2 separate regions of the Homo sapiens genome follow, and region 2 is linked to region 1. A link is an interaction called in ENCODE POLR2A ChIA-PET data of the cell type or tissue named here. Cell type or tissue: MCF 10A. All regions are shown on one strand. Each heading gives the region's core, and the rest is flanking DNA. Links, peaks and the distances in the headings are about the cores only. Region 1 has its middle 14 kb from the start of PRDM5. Region 2 has its middle 200 kb from the start of MAD2L1-DT.

Region 1 (10,685 bases), core at 1,020-9,019:
ACATCTCACCAACATTTGTGGCTTTGTTCAGCCTTTACATTTTTTTTTTTTTTGCCTGATAGGATCAAAAAAGTTTTCTCACTGTTACTTCCATTTGTCTTTCCCTGATTACTACAGAAGTTAATAATCTTTTCAATGGTCATTTATATTTTTACTTTTATTTATTACTTTTTCATTTTTGTCCATTTGTCTTTCAGGTATTTGTCTTTTCTTATGGATATGTTGTCTGTTACATATATTACAAAAATTGTTCTTAGTCCGTAGCTTGTCCTTCATCATTTTAATGATCTCTTGAACCATTCAGAATTTTATATTTTGTTGTGCTTTCCCATACCAAGTTTTTTTTTTGTTGTTTGTTTGTTTGTTTGTTTGTTTGTTTTGAGGTTGACTTTTGCTCTTGTCACCCAGGCTGGAGTGCAATGGCGTGATTTCAACTCACGGCAACCTCTCCCTTCCAGGTTCAAGCGATTCTCCTGCCTCAGGCTTCCAAGTAGCTGGGATTACAGGGGCACACAACCACACCTGGCTAATTTTTGTATTTTTTGTAGAGATGGGGTTTCGCAATGTTGGCCAGGCTGATCTTGAACTCCTGACCTCCAGTGATCTGCCTGCCTCGGCCTCCCAAAGTGCTGGATCATAAGGCAGTGCCCTGTATCAAGTTTTTACATTAAAAAAAATTTTATTCCTCAGGAAAGTTCTCTCCGCTCCATAGTTATGAACATAGTCTTCTACATTTTCTCCTAGTAATTTTAAAATTTTCATTTTTATCAACTGCAAAGTTTTATTATAGTGTGAACTACTGATTGAAATCTTTTCCTGTCCCTTGAGGTTGCCAAATACTGCAAGGGTAAAGGTGGAAACAGATCTCTGTTGAGAACAAAGTTACTGATTTTTCTAAGGTGGAGTTTAAAGAGGGCCTGCCCCTTGCCATTAGATTCCTGGTCTGACCTCAGCTACCAGTGGGGCTAACCTGCTCTGACAGCCTTTACCAATGAGATATATGAGAGAGAATTTGGAGGAGATCATGCCTGCTGGAAAGTGTTCTATATGTTTAGAAGTACAGCATTTTGTTCTCAATCTTAAACACTGGGGGCAGTGAAAGAGATATGTCCAGTGAAATTTATATTTAAGGGTGTTTTTTTGTTTGTTTTTGGTCTGAAGACTGAAGAAGAGATAGCTTCTTCCTTGCTGGTCATGAAGGGAGAAAAGTGCAGTATGTATTGCTCCAAAGGTTCAATATGGAAGGGCCACACCAACACCGTATTTTCCTGTGAGCCTTTGAATATCTGGAAGAGAACTCTAGTGGTTCCCTGTGGGCAGAGCACGGAGAACAGCAGAGGGAGACCAAGGCCATGAGACTGCCCAGGTGGCCCCTCAGCCAAGGGATGGTACACCCAACCTGGAAATCCTTTTGGCAGGTGAACCCCATATGAGTGCTACATGGAGTAAGGCTAACACTCTTGGGGTGAGAGGGGTTCATTTGTAACAGAGGCAGCCCAGGTAAAGCTGAATCAGTCCTTCTGAAAACCAACCTCAAATTACATCAGTCAGAGCACAGTTACATGAGGAGAATCTCTTATGCCTCTTTGCTGCACTTGCCACCTGGAAAGAGGCTAATATGAGCTAGTATTAAGAGTTAGAGAGAGAATTTCAAATAAAGAAAGATACGGGAGGCAAAGGAAGCAGAGCATATCCACTTCCTCACTCCCTGATGCCAGAGACACAAATCCAACAGCTAAGAGGTGGAGTTGCCAGATTCCGATTTCAGGCAGTTAGGCTTTGAAATTGAGCTCTTAATAATTATGCTAACGTGTGACCCTCAGGTATGATCTCTGCTTCACATTTCCTGCTTATACTCATTTTCAGATTAAGAATATTTCCTTTGAGTTCTAATTTGTGTATACACACTTACACATGGGCACACACACATATACACACACACATACATATCTATGATACAGTTTAATTTATAAATTAGGCACAGTAAGACACTAACAACAACTAAGAATAAAATAAAACAATTATAACAATAAGCTGGCATCACTGCTCTTGCACTTTGGGGCCATTACTAAGGAAAATAAGGGTGTTTGAACACAAGCACTTGCCACTGGATCTGATAACCAAGATGACTACTAAGTGACTGATGGGTGGGCACAATATACAGTGTGGCTCTGCTGGACAAAGGAATGATTCACATCTGGCTGGGCAGAGCAGGATGGCATCTGATTTCACCACATTAACAGAAAGGCATGCACTTGGACAGTTATAAATTGTTTACTTCTGGAATTTTTAATTTAATATCTTTGGACCTTGGTTGACTGCATGTAACAAAAACTGCAGAAAGTGAACCCACAGATGAGGAGGGGCTACTATATATATAAAGATTAATGGTTATTGACTTTTATTTGGAAAATTGGGAGCATCTATTTAGATAAAAAGTTGTTAATGCAGGGAATTAAAATGATAGGTTTTCTAATACTGAATTACCCTTGTAGCCTATTTTAAATATGTCATATTATTATACATTTTTTTCTTTTTTTGGGGCAGGGGGGAGTGTCTAGCTCTGTCACCCAGGCTGGAGCACAGTGGTGTGATCACTGCAACCTCTGCCTCCTGGGCTCAAGTAATTCTCCCACCTCAGCTTTTCGAGTCGCTGGGACTACAGGCACATGACACCATGCCCGACTAATTTTTGCATTTTTGTAGAGAAGGGGGTCTCACAAAGTTGCCCAGGCTGGTCTCCAACTTCTGCGCTCAGGCAACCGGCTTGCCTCAGCCTCCCAGATGCTGGGATTACAGGCGTGAGCCACCACACCTGGCCACACATTTTCTTTTAATAACTTGTTGGATTCCATTTGCTAACATATTAATGTATTATTTAGGATACTGTTGTATTCATGTTCAAAAGTGAAATTGAATTATATTTTTTTCTTTTATTGTTATTGTCCATTTGTGTTATCAAGATACCGAAGGCTGTGAGAATAGATGATTAGATTTACTATTTTTCTAAATTCTTATGTGTTTACATAAAAGGGGGATTACCTGCTCCCTTATCTTAAATCTGTCTTGAGTCTAACAACTTCTGTATAGATACGTTTTTAATGACCTATTGAACTTTATTGTTGTTCTATTGGGTGGTTTTCTACTACTTCCTGGACCAGTTTCGATAATTTATATCATCCTGGAGAAGTTATCCAATTATGTAGATGACATGTCCAAATTCATTGGTAGAAAATTACTGATAGTACCAACTAAAATCTCGTAACTTTGCAAACCTTTTTGAATTAGTAATGTCCCCCCTTTACTTACCTTATTACTAATAGTTTTATGTTCACATTTTAATTACATGTAATTGCCCTAAATTTGTCTATTTTATTAGATTTTTTTCAGGTACCATCTATTATTATAATCAATTGTATTCATTTTTTTTGTTTTCTGTTTTCTTACTTTATACTTTTATTATTATTGTGTTCTTCCTTATACTTTGAGTTAATTTTTGTTTTTCCCTTTCTTGCCTCCTGATTATAAGATATAGTTCATTTATTTCAATCCCTCTTTAAAATTAATAGTCAAGGCTGTATACTATTCACACTAATTATCACTTTGCATCTACCCTGCAGGTTTTGTTTTGTATTGTTTTCTCTTTTTTTGATAAGCTCTAAATATTTGATTACTATTGATTTTCAGTTTTATTGCTCTGTTCAATATGTTCAGTCTGTGTGATATAATTTCAGGTTATTGTTTTTTGTTTTAAGATTAATATACAGTCTTGCCAGTTTAGCTCTTAGGCCCTTGCAACACAAACTCTGTTTCAATACTTGTGCTTTACAAGGCTATGCTTTGGCCTTCATTTTTAAAACTCAGTCAGTGACTCTGTCTTATATAGATTGTTTTAAATAATTCAAAAGTTTATAATTATAGTAAATAATATATAACATAAAACTTACCATCTTAGCCATTTTTAAGTGTGCAGTTAAGTAGTGCTGAGTATATTTATATTGTTGTGCAACAGACCTCCAGAACCTTTTCATCTTGCAAGATTAAACTCTATACCCATTAAAAAATAACTCCACATTTTCCCCTCCCTTCAGCTGCAGATAACCACAATTGTACATTTTTTCTAGGAATTTGACTACTTTACATACCTCATGTAAGTAGAATCATACAGTATTTGTCTTTTTGTGACTGGCTTATTTCACTTAGCATAATGTCCTCAAGGTTCATCCATGTTTTACCATGTGACAGGATTTCCTTTAAGGTATGTATATACTACATTTGAGTTTACCATTCATCCTTTGACGAACATCTAGGTTGCTTCTATTTCATATAGATTATTTAAAAACCAGCTGCATGGATTGTGATTATTTCTATGTTTTGACTTTTTCTTTTATTTAGTATTTTATCTTCATTATTCTCTTTCCCTACCTATTTTTTTTCCCTTTTCTATTTCTTCATTGTATCCTAAAAATTTTAACATATGCGCCTAAACTTTTTCTCTGGCAAGTTCTAAAGTCAGCAGATCGAATGAAGCTCCCGAATATCAACATGACTTTTATGCCTCTGCTTCCCTTTACATCTTCCAAACAGACTTATACCTTGTACTTTCCATGTCAATAATGTCTAGAATTAAAGGTCAAGAGTGACATATTAAAAGATATTTGAAAATATTTGAAGTTTTGCAACCCACAATTATGTAAATTTACTTTTTTTTGGTTATCTTTGTTCATTATATCATTGCTTCAACCTAGTTTTATTTTTCTTCTTGCTCGTTTTCATCTTTTGGTTTCTTTCAGAGAGTTTTTGAGTAATAAATATTGTGAATCCATGTACATTTGAAAATGTCATTATAGGATTTTGGGTGTGCATGATAGTTTGGTTGGATATAAAATTCTAGGTTCAGTTTTCTTTTCCTTTATTGGCTATCAGTTTTAAGATTTTGCTTCATTGCTTTACTGTTTCAGTATGGCTAATCAGATAACTCACACAAATCTGCTTATCATTTTCTTGTAAGCTATGTGCTCTGTTCCTCTTTCAATATGTAACAAAGTATAAGAAGATAGTGATGGTTAGGTGCCAAAAGAATGAACAGACAACAGAAACTATGGATATATAAAAGATCACTTCCAATGATGGTAGCCAGAAATAGTTTCATGGAAAAGATGAAGCATAGATCATACTATGGAGGATGGTATCAGTTAAATAAGAAGAAAACAATAGAGAAGACATTTCACGCAATGGGTAAAATGTAAGTATGACATTGAGCCAGGTATGATGAGGGAAGAGAGAACAAATGAGTTTGATTGAATGAGGGATTCTAAAAGAATGATAGGAGTTAGGGTCAGAGGAGTAGGATGGAACTGGACCATGAACAGCTTTTTGACTTCAGAATAAGGATTTGGGAATAACCAGTAGGTATGTGGACTTACTCAAGCTGCTAGAAAAAAGGATTGTCAAGAGAATATTTTAGAACTATTAATCTATCAGTGATGCTGACAGTGCATTCAAGCAAAAAGATGCTAGAGTAGGGAAATATAAATATTGTAATAGATGTGGGGCTTTAGGGTCTAAACTATAATTAGTGCTAGCCATATGGACAGAGGCAAAACAAGAATGGAATGAATCTAAATCAAAGGCAATTGGTAAACAGGGAGTCCATATTTCAAGCACAGATGCTGGCAGAACTGTTTCTAGAGTAGGAAAATCAGAATAATTAAACATATTGTGGTTATGTCTCTAAAGGTCTAAAATAAACTTTTGACTCATGAATTTAGTAAAAAAATTAAAGTTAGTTTTTCCTCTTTAATTATCTTACCATTTATCTCTATTTTTCTTAGAAACAGTGCTAGGATCTTTTGCTTGCAGCTAAATATATTCCATGGATCAAATGCTTCTTTTATACTATACCTTAGGTAGTACTTGGAGCATTTTCCCATTTTACATTAGAACTAAATGTCATATGAAATAGTATTGGGCTAGAAAATATTTATCCTTTGGAAAAAAATGATGTTGGTATGAATAAATATTTTTGAATAAATAAAGCATTCTTTATTAGGTATATTCTTTAAAATAAGCGATAAGTCTCCAAAGTTAGATAAATTAACAACTTATTTTTAATTGAATTTTACTAATTCTAAGTTTTGTAATGTCTTCCCTTTTAAAAGTTCACAGCTACCATATAGTCATGAACATAAGAAATATTTTACCTACCCTTCCTGCTCTACAATCATTTTACATTTCATGGGTCAAATTCTCTTCTCAGATTTATTTTTATTTTTTGTAAATCCCACTGAAGATAGTGGAAATGGAGCCAGACTATCTGAGGGCAAAATTTAAAATCACATTTGCAAAGATATTGACTTTCCCCAATTCATATTTTATTGAGAGATTGGACATTGAAATTGGTTGGAATTATCTGTAATAAAGTATTTGAACTTGATGTCACTGAGACATATTGAGAAAAGAAGAAAAATAATGTTTTACTGCAAGTTGCTACTTTTCAGATTTCGACTTTCATTTCCCATGAAAAAAATGTAAAACTGGAGAATTGAACATGTTCACATTTCCCCCTACTGAGCTTGAAAGTTGAGAAGCATTGCAACTGCACGAGTAAAATATTTTTTACAGCATATAATAACAGTGGAGCTTCAGGAGATTGGCAGGAAAAGGGAAAGGAAATAGGGGGGAAAGAAGGGAGGGATGTGTGTCAAATATTGGACCCAGGAGTCCAAAACAAATTAACTAAATAATTTTAAGATTAACTCACATTGTTTCATCTCTACATTCTCATTGTGTAAAAATTATTACAAAGATTTTAAAGATTTCATTTTTTGGTGTTTTTAATGATCTTTTCTAAGTATTAGATAACATAGCATGCCCAGACAAAATTCAAACTCACGTATACAGAGTCCTACAAGGGATGCTGTCTATTGTGAGTTGCCCACTCTGAGCAACATAATTTTAGTGGCAAAACACAGAGGTCATTCAATTCTATTGACATTGAATTAGTTTTGGAGGAACTTTTTAAACACCTAATGAATGATTTGTTTGAGATGATATTACCCATGCTCTCAGTGAGAGCAATTTGCACTTGATTCCTCATAATGATTTATAAATCTCTATTTAGAATTTACTACATGGACATATGTGTCTTGTCCCATGTTTCCCCATTTCCTAACCTTAAGTACAAACCTTAAGCAATTCTGGCCCTTTGGATCCTTTTCTGTGTCTATCATGTTTAAGTCCTGTTTTTCTTTTTTTCCAAGATAAAGTCTCGCTCTGTCACCCAGGCTGGTGTGCAGTGGCATGATCTTGGCTCACTGCAAACTCCGACTCCCGAGTTCAAGCGATTCTCCTGCCTTAGCCTCCTAGGATGCTGGGATTACAGGTGCCTGCCACGACACCTGGCTAATTTTTTGTAGAGACAGGGTTTCACTATGTTGGCCAGGTTGGTCTCGAACTCCTGATCTCAAGTGATCTGCCCGCCTCAGCCTCCCTGTTTAACACACCCTTAAAATTCTCATTTCAGGTTAAGATGTCATGTCAACTTCTACCTTCTGGAAACTTGCTAAAGAATTCGTCTTTGCTTATGCACTTGCTCAAATGCAATATGTTAATGCTGAGTTTTACCAATTGATGCTTAGAAGGCCTTGCTTCTTTGCTGTGAGGTCTGCAAGATGTCTGTATTGCTACGCAGGATTACAGTGCTCTGTCTCCAGTCTGACTGCTCAATATCTGTGTTCTCCTCCTATTAGTAGGACAAATGCTATAGTGACAGAAGTGCTGCTAAAGCCTCCTTGTTAGAAGTAATTTCTCCCCACCCTGACACCCAAATTTACCTCCAATTGAGCAGTAATATGGACTGCATGAGACATTCTTTGTAACACATTAAACAGGCTCCCCTGTCTTTCTTCCCTACCCTGAAGTAGTTTCAATTATAGGAATATTTTCATGCACCCTTGTATTTACGAAATCTGATAACTAGTGTTGCTTATTCTTTGTGCTTGGTGCACAATTAGGAATTCTATATGAACTTTTCAGGAATACATTATTGTCTTAAATGTTTATTTTTGTACAGATACCATGTTTTATTTTATTTATTTTGAGATAGGTTCTTGCTCTATTGCCCAGGCTAGAGTGCAGTGGTGTGATTATGGCTCACTACAGCCTTGAACTTCTGGGCTCAAGTGAGCTCCTTGCCTTAGCTTCCCCACTAGCTGGGACTACAGTGCACTATCATACCTGGCTGTTTTTTAAAAAAAGAAAACTGTAGAGACAGGATCTCACTGTATTGCCCAGACTGGTCTCAGACTCCTTTCCTCAAGTGATCCTTCCACCTTGGCCTCCCAAAGAGCTGGGATTACAGGCATGAGCCACCATGTCTGGCCAGATACCACATAATTTGAATTAAAAAATGAAGAACTTCTTACACAGTTTTAAGTAAATTTGGAGTATAATCAAGAACTTTAAAATGACAAAATATGTTTAACACAATTTAACTACTATTAAACTTATTTTTCACATCTTTTGGAGATACAAGTGATCTATAAGCCCAGAAAAGAAAAAAAAAAACAACGTTTCCTACAAGCTCTTACTAACAATTTTTGGGAAACTGGCTATCTCTCTGAAAGCATCATTGGCCCATAGTGAGCTTCACGTAGATATTAAAGACATCATTCTTGCCCTGGAGGGATGACTGGAGGCTGCCTTGTGCCACAATACTAAGTAATAGATTCACTTCTGTATAATTAAAGCAAAACTCAGATGGCTTGGTGAAGAACATTGAAGTACAGCTATGAAACATAGTTCTAATCCATGGTAATAATAACAATAGCACCCATTTATTTTGAACAGGTTTTGTGTCTGGGGCTCTGCAAAGCAGGCATTATCATCCTCATTGCCTAGGTAGGGAAATAGCATCTCAGAGTGGCTATTAGCCTTTCCCACGGTCTCATGTTAATACATCTCAGATCTGTGATTTAAACCTCATACTCCCTGATTCCAAAATGTCTGCTGTTTCCATGGCTCCTCATCACTCCAACTGAGACTGGGAAGCACTCTTAATACATGGGAATTCCCCTTAGGAGCAGTAGAGTCTATTTTAGTAGTTGTATTTGGAAGAAGAAGTTTCAAGAAGCCATTTTTGTGGGTAGCCTATATAATTTAGCACAGACTCTGGTATGGCCTATGCAATTTTTTTTAAAAAAGTCTTTTTGTTTCCTTCTGGTCTAAGGTTCATTATGGTAAAATTTTGCAGAAAAGTTCAGAACTCATGATTTGAGAGATCAGCCCAATGCCATTTTTTTCATTACAGTTGCATAGTGTCTTTAATAAAGACAGATATATAATAACTGAACTCCTTACACAGAGAACAGCAGTGCAAAGGCTGACTAGATTCTAACTCAGGGAGAAAACATTTGACTCAATCATGTAACAGAATCTGTTATTTTTTATGTATTTGATTATTATTATTAATTTGTATCTTTTCTTCAGGGAATACCCCTGTCACACAGCCAGAAGTCTTCCAATTTGGTTTTCCATATGTTGACAAGTTTCTTATAATAAAGGATTTAAATTACCTTCAGGGCATACAGTACCAGTCACTTTCAAAATTATATATTGCTTCTTATTTCAGCCACATATACAATTTAAATACTTTATTTCATAAGTTAGGGTTGGATATAAGAACTTAAAATCTACAGACCTGTTTCAGCAATAGAAAATTTTGCTGCTGTGTAGAAATAAGTGACATTACTCTACTGTTGCCCAATTTTTTTAAAAAAAAACCTTTTAAAAACACAGAAAACCAATGTCAATAAATACTGTTTTGAACTTCTGGAAGAAATCAAGTTAAAAAATTATTGATTCATATGTAAAGACATATTAATATGGTGTCCAGTTACAATTGGAAACTACAGGGAGGAATTCTAAAATTAATGATCTTCAAACAAGGTTAATTTACCATGATTTCCCACTCAGTGTAACAGGATGGAGTTAGAAACTTACCTTTCTGATGATAAAATACTACCTGAAACTTCAAGCTGCCAAGCAAAAGAAGAAATAAACAGTTGGCAGAGAGAAGGTCTTATGTGATCCTAATTCAGTAGGGGATAATTGGTCTTTGTGGTGTGAGTGCCCCGTTTTATTGAGAGGTCACCAATCCATCAGCACTCAACTGTAATGTTTATTTGAAACATCATTTTCTAAGGAAAAAGATGACGAGTTAGTGAGTGCAGCGCACCAGCATGGCACATGTATACATATGTAACTAACCTGCACAATGTACACATGTACCCTAAAACTTAAAGTATAATTAAAAAAAAAAGATGGTTTTTACTGTTATGCTAAGTAATTAGTATTATATCATTATTATTACTTTGTCTACATAATTTCAGAGAGTTTATAGAAAATGATCACTTAAACTAATAAGAGTCCTCCTCACTCTGCCGTCTGTTTTTAAAATACTTTAGCTTTGAAGTTGCCATTTTGTTTCAATAAGTGCAAAGAAAAACAAGTGGAACAAATTGGGAGGTTCTGACAAATATTTGGTATTGCTTTTTCATTAATTACTGATGTCTTTTAATGTTATCATTTCTGTGAAGTAAAAATTTGTGGATGAGCTAGGCTGTGGTTATAAATAGGTCAAGCCACAAAATAGCTGCTAGAGTAAGAGAAACTTTCTGGAAAGG
Region 2 (10,685 bases), core at 895-8,894, 670 kb after region 1:
AGGTGAGTAGAAGTGATAAAGACAAAAAATTTAAAAGAAAGGGAAAAAGTTTTCTGCAAACTTGTTGCCACACATTAGTCTTACATGAATTTATCCATTAATTATGTTAATGCTGAATGGACCACATTACCTAAAGTTGTACAAGTGATTGCCCCAAAACTTAACTTCCCCAAGAAACTGGAATAAACAAAAGCTAACTCTCTTTGAAGGAAGTCACATCTATCTTAGACCTTGATGAACCTTGAAAATAATTTTCTCTAGGCAATGACTAGCAAGCAGCAGAAGATAACATGCTCACAAAGAAGTAAGACAATGTGAAAGACGCCAGAAGAGAAAAATAACAGAAACAAATCTGCAAAGACATCAAATATTAGACTTATCAGACAAAAATATTAAAAACAACTATGCTTTTATGCAATGTACCCATGTAACAAACCTGCACAGGTACCCTGAATCTATAATAAAAAATTAAAATAAAAAACTATGCTTACCAGGTTCAAAAAAATAAATAGCAAATGGAAGTATCTGCTGAGGAGAAGAAAGTGCAAAAAAGATTTAAAAAATAACTAAATGTTGGAATTAATAATACCATGACTAAAATTAAAAACTTGTTAGCCACATTTGAACATGTATCCACAACAAGAATTGGCAAACTGGAAGACATATCAGAAGAAATTACCACATATGCAACAAAGGTCAGTCTCAGAAAACTTAAGTGGTAAGTCCTCAAGACATTCAAAATTTAAAAATAAAAAGCATAGTATTGATCATATATAACCACTTCCAAAGAATAGAAGAAGTGAAAACACTGCACAACTCAATTTCTGAGGACAAAACAAGAACTTTAGGACAATCTCATTTATGAACACAGATATAACAATTCTAAACCAATTACTAATAAACTGAATTTTGCTATATATATAAAATGAATAAAACCATGAATCACTTTATCTCAGGACTACAGAATAAGTTGAACATTGTAAAATCTACGAATATATATAAAATAAACATAGAAAAAGAGGTTGGTTAAAAAAAACTTTTGCCAAACTGAAAATAAAAGGGAACTTTCTGAATATATGATGTGTCTAAAATAAGCTACAGCAAATGTACATGATGAATTATTGAAAGCTCCTTTTTGATATCATGAACATGTTAATGATGCTGCTATCAACCCTTTTATTAAACTTTGAATATGTTATCCTATCCAACAGGGTAAAATGAGAAATTAGGCATACAATGGGACTGGCAAAGCAGAATTATTCAATAAATTCATACTTGGACAATGGGTTCTGCACTGGGAGATTGGATACCTACAAAGCAACTCACACAAAGCTCTTTTCAGATAGACTAAGGATTTAAAACTTTTAAAACAGAATATAGGAGAAGATTGTTTTAACTATGGGGTAAAGAAAATTTCTTAAACATGGCACAATATAAAAATCATACATAAAAATATCTGTAAATTTGACTAGATTAACTTTAAATACTTTTGATTATCAAAAACTTATAGAAATATGTTTCAATAAAGATGGTGGAAAGTCAAGTGATAGCTGAGAGAAAATATTTAGAAAACACATATTACTTATAAAAGATATGTATTTAGAAAATGTATATTACAGAATGTGTATGAATCAAAATGAAAAATAAAAACATTAAAAATAGGACAAATTACAAGTCTTAAAACACAAACGACCAATAAGTTTGTTAAGATGTTAACTTCATTCATAACTATGGAAATGCTAGTTAAAACTATAAATGATCTATCTTTCTAATTCACCATTTTGTCAAAGAGTTATGTCTAATACTTTTAAGAGTTGGTAAAGACATGGAGCACTTGGAATTCACAAATAGCCACTAGCAACAGAACTGATTTATAAGTTGATGTATATTCATATTATGCAGCAGTGAAAATAGACAAGTATGGCTATTTAAAGCAATATGGAAAAATATTTAAAAATAATTATGAATGAAAAAAAATACCAAGCCACCAATGAAAACTTGTAGTAGGATTTCATTTACATAAAGGCAAAGACAGGTAATGCTGAAAAGTATATTGTTTAGAAATACAATTGGATGATATAAATTATAACACAAAGTTCAGATAGTAGTTACTTTGGGGTGGGAGATTAGTAGGAGACTTTAGAGGTATTCATTTCACAGGAATGTGAGAGGATTTTATGAGCCCAGACTGAAAGTTTCATGAGAGCAGAGACTAATATTTTCTCTTCTCCATTTTATTTCCTGAGCCTAGAAAAATGTATGGCACATTGTAGTTGATCAACACACATTTATTGGTTAAGTGAATGAATAAATGCCCTTTGTAAACTGTAAAGCTATGGAAATCATGACTTTTTTATTATTTACTGTAGTTTATTTGATATAATCAAATAGAAGGTAATTAGTTTTAACATTGAGGGAACATTATTGAAAGTTTTATGTTAACCCAGAACACTTTGGCAAAATAAATTAAATTTTTAGTTTCTACATTTCTGACAATTGAAATTACATTTCAATTGCCAAATAAGGATGAAACAAATATGAAATCTGACTTCAGGTGAGCATAATTTGAGAAGCAACGGCAAAAAAAAAGATAAAAATTTCATTTGGTCAGATCTGCAAGTTCTACTATATAAAGTTTTCTTTAGAAAATACTTCACAAGTTGGAAGTTTGTGAAATGTGGTTAACGTGTAAGTAATTGAACGTGTTTGTGAACTCAAATGCCCCATCTACCAATGTGTCTCCAATTAGAAAAAGGCATCAGATGAATTAAATGTTAATTATATTTGAAGTGTGGAATAAAGCCATAGTAATCCATTGTACATTTGCCAGTTTTCTGATTTTTTGGCTCCATTACCCAATTGTCCTGCTGAAATGTTTGTATATTGTATGTGAAAAATATGTATTTGCATGTCCATTAGGCAAAGTCATATAATCCACACTATATATTGCTCCCTGCTGTGTTTAATGGAATCTATCCAATGAGTGAGCAAAGTCTTCAAGTTACAAACAATATTCAAAGAAGACTTTTATCTCAACCAGACACTATGTTTTGGTCATGTTACTCACCCAGAATATTTTTATATACATATAATTTGAGACAGATCACCAATAAGAGAGATTTGTTCAGAAGAAGAATTGCATGTTTTGAAGGTCAAGTTTATTTTATTTAGTTTTTTTTCCACCTATTGACTTGTCATATCTCTGGAATTATGTCCAACTAAACTTGAAAATATTGTAAAATGCCATGAAAGTAATATATTGAGGAAATGTGGTTTATTCTGGGAATGGGCAGTCTACACATATTAATAGGCTTTCTTTGCACCCACCTCGGCAACTAATTCTGAATAGATGTCCTTGATGTATTTAAGAGACAAGGTGATAAAAGATTAGAGAGCTGTTTTCTTTCAGAAGCTGGCTCATCTAAGAAAGCACCAGTATTTGAAGAAAGTTCTCTTTTCAAAGTTTGAGTTTCCATCTGTATATACACAGAACAGTGTATTATGCTAAAACATTTGGTTTCTAAAATGGCAGCCAAAGTTGTTGTCTGTCTGAATCTATTTTGGACCATTGTATATTCAATATGACATAAAAAATAGACCTTTTATGTTGTAAGTAATCTAAAATTGGTGTATCCAAACAAATTTTACAAATAACTGTAGAGTTCAGCAAACTGTGTATATAATGACACTAATATCTCTACTTTTTGATATCCAAATTCTTTCTTGGAAGAGACGGTTTCTTGAAAAATGCCTCCACAAATTCAGGCTTATTTTATCATATGGTAAAATAAAATAAAGAAATGGGTAATTTGCCATACTACATGAATGCTGGCACTGGATAAAATGTCAAATATTTTGATCAAAATTATTTAGACAGTAGATTTAACTAACTTCTTGATTTTTAACTATAATGATAGACACACTTTCACAAAGATTTCATAAATGAAACCTATTAATATCATGTTTTAGTTATTAGTAATATATATGATATCAAATATCAATATTGAGTGGATATTCATTAATAATTTGGTGCTTTCAAATATGCAGATGTCTGGTTTTAATCAGATGAAATCTGGGGATAGTTGACTAAATTTGTTTCCTTTTTTCTATGCCCTGTTCAAAATCTTCCAGCCTATCTCAACATTGACTGAGGATGGGTAAAGAAATCAACTTTTTTTCAAATCTCATAGGCCTATTAAATTGTTTAATAAAAAGGTTTTCTGTCTTTCATTTTATTTACAGAGATTTAGGTCTAGTCTAATCTGTTCAACCTGTTAATCATTGTCAGGTGCCAGATTCTAATTTGTTCTCAATATGCCTGTTTGACTTTTCATTCCATATTCTTTGAGTTAAATTTCGATTACTTATTTGAATGTTATTTAATACAGCTCCTACATTTAAAATAAAACCAGCAGGTAAAATGAATTCTGGCTTAGTATAAAGAAGTTGTTACCAAATTAGTGTTACACATACAGATGGATGTGGCTCAACAACGATTTAGACAAAAGAAACAATGACTTGAACTGACATGTATGGCTGTGACTCAGCCTCTAACGAGCTTGTGAATAAATCCAGATTTCAGCACATTGATCCAGTTGCTTTCAGTACCTCTAGAAGGCGGTATATCAAGAATCCCCACGCTACTGTTTGAGAAAACAGATTCTGCTGCTACCTAAGAAATCAACTGGAAGGCATTTTTATAACCTTACACCACATAAGGAAAAGTTGAAAAGCAAACTACATCACTTGGAGAAAGATGATCTAGAATATCACTTTTAATATTTGACTATTTAAATTTTTGGTAAAATACTATCAGCCTGAAGAAGAGGAAAAATATCTTAAAAAAAAAAAAGCAAAATCTCACACACAAAAAATCTAACATCCACTAATGCATACATATTCATCTTTGTGTTGGGAAAATCTAAAGTAGAACATTTTGGTGGACTTCCTACAGCCTATTTTAACAATATAGGTATGCTGGTTACACTATTTAGATTTAATTTGAGTGAAACATATCCACACCATAAAAATATTGCTTTGTACTATTAGAGTGATAAATGTAAATGGCATCCCTAGTCCTTAAACCAACATAGATGGCAATCCAATCTCCTAGTTCCCCTAAACTGTGCCCTCATTAAGGCTCAAAGATGGAGTGAAAGGGAGCAATCCTGGAGCAAGGGAAACAAGAGGGAGAGACAGGATGGTTAGCTCTAAGGCTCAGGGATTGCCTGGAGGCCCCCGATATGAGGATGTCAACAATGACGCTTACTGGGTAATTACAGACATAAAAAAGTGAAAACACCATGACTTGAATTTGGGGATAAGGAGTCTCTGGGATCAAAAATAGTTGTGCCAAAAGGAATGAGTCAGAAGGACATGTATCTAAGGCAGTGGTTCCCAACCTTTTTGGCACCAAGAAATGATTTCCTGGAAGACTATTTTTCCAAGGATGGTGGGTAGGGGGCTGGGGGTGGTTTCTGGATTAAACTCTTCCACCTCAAATCATCAGGCATTAGACTCTCATAAAGAACTTGCATCCTGGATCCCTCGCATGCACAGTTCACAATAGGGTGCTTGCTCCTATGAGAATTTATGGCCCCACTGATCTGACAGGAGACAGAGCTCAGGTGGTAATGCTGCTTGCCTGCCACTAACCTCCTGCTATGCAGCCCAGTTCCTAATAGGCCACAGGTACCAGTCTGCTGCCCAGGAGTTGAGAACCCTGGTGGAAGGATTATTAAAAGGAATGTTTAGAAACACATTAATGTAAGTTCCAAATGTTATTAAAGTAGCAACATCCTTTTCGGTAATGTCAGCTTCCCCAAACTGTCCATGCCCTGAGAATCTGAGCTAGTGCCTAACACATGGTAGGCAATGAATTCTTAATTTTAAAAAATTTGCAGTGATTTCATGCATTTCATTGAAATCTGTTTCATGTATACATCTCATCTAGAGGCAGTACCCAGTACCTCTTTCCCTTAGTCTCTTCTGGGGTTCCCTGTTTCCTAACACCAAACTTAATTTGAACTCCAGCTATTTTGAAAACCCCCAGATGTTAATAAAAAGAGAGCAGAAATGAAGCCAAGTTACCCCAAAGAGTCCACATCCGATATACAGAACAAATGAACCCAAAACTCCACAAGCCAAACAACAGTGGGTTTTAAATTCAACCTAAATTCCAAGGTAGCAGGCAAAACTATTTGCAAAAATTAATCAAGAAACAATGAGAACCCCTAAATCTGTTACTCCAGGGGAAATAGTGAAATTCTCATTGTGGCATTTTTAAGAAAGGATAAGTACATCAAATATGACAAAATATACCTACCCAATCATAATGAAATACCTTTGAAATATGAATGACTTTATTCTTATTCTCAAGTGTTTAATATATTTAGACAACGATTTAAGGGAAAACTACTCATAGCTACCATGTAGAAGTCAAGACAGCCTGGGTGGGGGTGGAGATAGTATGTATTAATAATGAAAATTGAAGCTCCAAGGTTGTAAAATAATTTCTCCTGGTCACACAGCTACTGACCCAAATAAAGCTCAAATGTGTTTGTCTAACTCTAAAATTATGCTTTTCCCAAGGTGGACAACGTTGAAGTGACAGTTAAATCTGGCTCTCAGAGTTAGTGGTTGGGAATACATCAAGAGAAGTACTGTCATCCTTCGCTTTGTATTCTCTAACATAAACATTAACTTCTCTGATATATCAATATTCACATTTCTAACATAGCCATCTTATAATTAAGTCTACTTAAAACACCGTTAAATTGGAAATTTAAATGGTCACAAAATTACTTGTCATGAAAGCATGCATCTTTCTCAAGTTTCAGTTCCACATTACACTTCCTATCCATTCAAAATTTTTTTAAGAAATTGACATAGTCAAATAAATTTATCATATCGAACGTTTTATTTATAGTTAAAAATATTTGTATTTCAGTTCCCTGTTATATTTACTTATGATCAAATCTGAATTCCCAAACACAGTAAAAACTAAAGTATTTTTTCAGAGGTCCAAGGGACTTAAGCTTACTAGTATCCAATGCTCCCTGGTAAAACTAACAGACAAATAAAAACTCATCTTTTATCAATAATATTTTCATAGTTTTATGCCTAAGCACCTAAGCATCAGGGACAGGACTCTGAATGATATTCAATGCATATTTAAATCGACATGGTAGAAAATGTTCATCAGAGTCAAACAATTGATGGGTAGGGCAACATAATGCTCAATAAAACCATTCAGGGTATGTTTGCCAAACAAGAAGGTCTTGTAAGACCATGTGCTGCTAATGTAAAATGTTGCCTTTCTCTAACTTTAGTCTTTATTCTCAACCTTGCAACTGCCACACACTCACATACACAGAATAAGGAAAATCAACTCCTCCTTCTGGAAGGAAACGTTTCTTCTTTTATTTTATGACGTCTGCTCCTTATTGCTGTGACGGTGCGGTTGAAGCACACCCCTTCTTCACTAGATTACAAGGGTGAATTTGAATAGACAGACACTGGAGGGGACCAGCCCAGCACACTCTCTTGAATTGTCCCTTAGCTTTTCAGGCAGTTCCAGTGCCTTTGAAAAGAGTGGGAATAAAGTGACTGCTGATTAAGCAGAGGGTTTGACATGGGAATAGGTTTGTCAATTGTTTGAAAGTCACACTGCCTAGACTACAACTTTTAAAATGTAAATGCATGACACAAATACTGCCCAACAAAATAGGATGGATTTGATTGAGAAGGCCACAAAGGACAGCCAAAGCTCTATTCCAGCAATAAAGAAAAATATATATCTGGTGTCAGAGAAAGATAATGAAGTACTTGATAGATGTTATCTTCAATTTAATAATCCAAAATTATTTTTAGTTTTAGTTTCTATAACAGTTATTTCTTAAGCATTTTCAATTTCCAGAAAAATTTTTCAGATGCCTGCTTTGTCAGAATGGACTCCCTGAATAATTTTAAATAGGATAGCATAAAACACTGCTTAACAAAAATCAACTTTTCTGGTAATACATCAGTTTAATTTCCAGGCCAAAAAATAGTTAAATTTTACAAAATTCCATGCTGATCAATTTTATCAGAAGCTTCTTCCATCCAACTTAGAGAGCTCTCACAAAGATGTAGCTTTCATGTTGTGTAGGATAGGGAAGGATTGGGGGCTACACAATTGTTTCACTGATCAAGGTTGATTTTGGTCACTATTTTGTCACTAATAATGGAGAAACAAATAAGAGCCTTGATGTTAGATACATTAAAAAATACTCATTTCTTCAATCCCCAAAAATATTAATCAAAAAAGGCATCAAAATGAAGGTAATTAACACAATCATAATTTATATTTTAAAATTAAAATACTTCTAGGAATAAAAAAGGAAAGGAAAAGAAAGAAAAATATAAAAATAAATGAAAGAAAAGGGCAAGTATTATTCATAATCACTAATGTATGGAATCACCTAAGTGACACCAACAGATGAGTGGACAAAGAAAATGTAGGATATGTACACAATGGAACACTATTACAGCCCCTGAATCATTCTGTCCCTGTATCCATACATGTTATATCTGTTTTTTTATTTTTAACTTTTGCAGGCACATGGTAGGTGTATATATTTATGAGGTACATGAGATACTTTGACACAGGCATGCAAGCAATGCATAGTAATCATATAATGGTAAATGAAGCATCCATTACAAATTTGTAATACAAATTTGTCCTTTGTATTACAAACAATCCTAGTGTACTCTTTTAGTTATTTCTAAATGTACAACTTAATTATTAATGACTATAGTTCCCCTACTGTGCTATCAAATACTAGGTCTTATTATTTCTAACCATTTTTTAAAATCCAGTAACCATAATTCCTCCCCACCCCCACTACCCTTCCTCCTCACCCCCACTACCCTTCCCAGCCTCTGGTACATGCTATGTCTGCTTTAGAAGCAAATTAAATGACAAATACAATTCGTTTCTTTAAAATACTTACACAAGCATGAACATGCACACTTTTTTCACATTGCATGCCTCACTAACAAAACCTTCAAACTTCTGCTTTAGACATTTCTGTTTTTCAAAATTCCATCATGGCAGGAAAAATAGATTTTTCTCTTTTTTTTATTTTTTGGTTTTATTTTTTTGAGACGGAGTCTCGCTCTGCGCCCAGGCTGGAGTGCAGTGGCACGATCTGGGCTCACTGCAAGCTCCGCCTCCCGGGTTCACGCCATTCTCCTGCCTCAGCCTCCCGAGTAGCTGGGACTACAGGCGCCCGCCACGGCGCCCGGCTAATTTTTTTGTATTTTTAGTAGAGACGGGGTTTCACCGTCGTCTCGATCTCCTGACCTCGTGATCTACCCGCCTCGGCCTCCCAAAGCGCTGGGATTACAGGCGTAAGCCACGGCGCCCGGCCTTTTCTTTTTTTCTTTTTTTTTTTTTACTCTTCCCACGCTATGTCTGTATAGCAGCACTTCCTCCCTCTCTTATATTTCTTGCAGGAAGCTCAGATCCCTTGTTGTCTAGGTGCCCTGCACAAACTACTCGCCCACCCAAAGCCATAACTGATCTCAACAAAAGATGCCTTCTACATCAATGAACCCAAACTCTGAGAAGGCATTTAAATAATCTTCTGTTATTTGCCCATGCCCTTTAGTCTTATCTCTCTCTTCAGCCAACTTCTAGATAGAATTATTCAAATACAAAGCTCTCAACAAAAGGAATGGCTTTTCCACATCCGCCTTCCGACCATGTTACAAAAGTTTGCAAGCAGACTTTACCACTTCCAAATCAGTTGTAAAATATAACTGCGAAGATTATGGCCAGAGACCGGGCGTGGTAGCTCACGCCTGTAATCCCAGCATTTTGAGAGGACAAGGCGGTGGATCACTTAAGGTCAGGAGTTCAAGACCAGACTGGCCAACCCAGTGAAAATCCACCTCTACTAGAAATATGAAAATTATCCAGGTGTGCTGGCGGGCGCCTGTAATCCCAGCTACTCAGGAGGCTGAGCACAAGAATCGCTTGAACCTGGGAGGTGGAGGTTGGAGTGAGCTGAGATTGCGCAACTGCACTCCAGCCTGGGCAACAGAGTGAAACTCCATGTCAAAAAAAAAAAAAAAAAAAAAAAAGATTATGGCCAGAGACTCATCATTTAAATAAGTATTTTATTTGCTTGAAAAACTCAGATCAATAAAGACATCTAAAGCAAAATGGACTCAAATGTGTCTTCCCTACATCTCTTACCTTAATAAATACGTTATTCTCTTCTCAGTTTTGATTCTTCAGGGTATTGAATCATATATTGAAGAATGTAGCTGCTATACTGAAAAACCCTGAAGTCACAGAGGCTTAACAAAGTAGTATACTTCCTGCTCACATCACCATCCCCCTTTTTTTTTTTTTTTTCTGATTCAGAGGACTTCATGGTGATCTGTCAGGCAACAGATCTCTCTTCATCTTCTGGCTGCCTCCTCTTTCTTCAGCCAGTGAATAAAATAGAGATTGAGAGAAGACACATTTGCTTCTTATCCACACATCACTTCCACTCATCATTCTACATTGGAGAATTATTCACGTGCCCCCTTGCCTCCAGATTCAAGGTGGGGAGAGCTGAGAAAAGTAAGTCCCTGGCTGGACAGCCACTTCTCAGCAATAAAACTATGCAATAGAATAAATGTATTAATCT

Evidence for each region. Peaks named below come from ENCODE experiments on the same cell type or tissue, not always from the same donor. Only the 100,000 strongest peaks of a DNase experiment are listed, where the experiment ranks them.
Region 2: POLR2A ChIA-PET joins it to region 1 with 5 read pairs; 2 of 35 experiments call an interaction of 5 or more read pairs at or near these places.

What each region holds. Positions count from the first base shown.
Region 1 is chr4:120,931,401-120,942,085 of GRCh38, reverse strand. No RefSeq gene overlaps it. Among named protein-coding and RNA genes, the nearest start is that of PRDM5, 14 kb to the right of the region's middle. In MCF 10A, for the core only: no CTCF peak of the experiment used is centred there; no DNase peak of the experiment used is centred there.
Region 2 is chr4:120,260,669-120,271,353 of GRCh38, reverse strand. No RefSeq gene overlaps it. Among named protein-coding and RNA genes, the nearest start is that of MAD2L1-DT, 200 kb to the right of the region's middle. In MCF 10A, for the core only: no CTCF peak of the experiment used is centred there; a DNase peak (open chromatin) is centred at 4,543.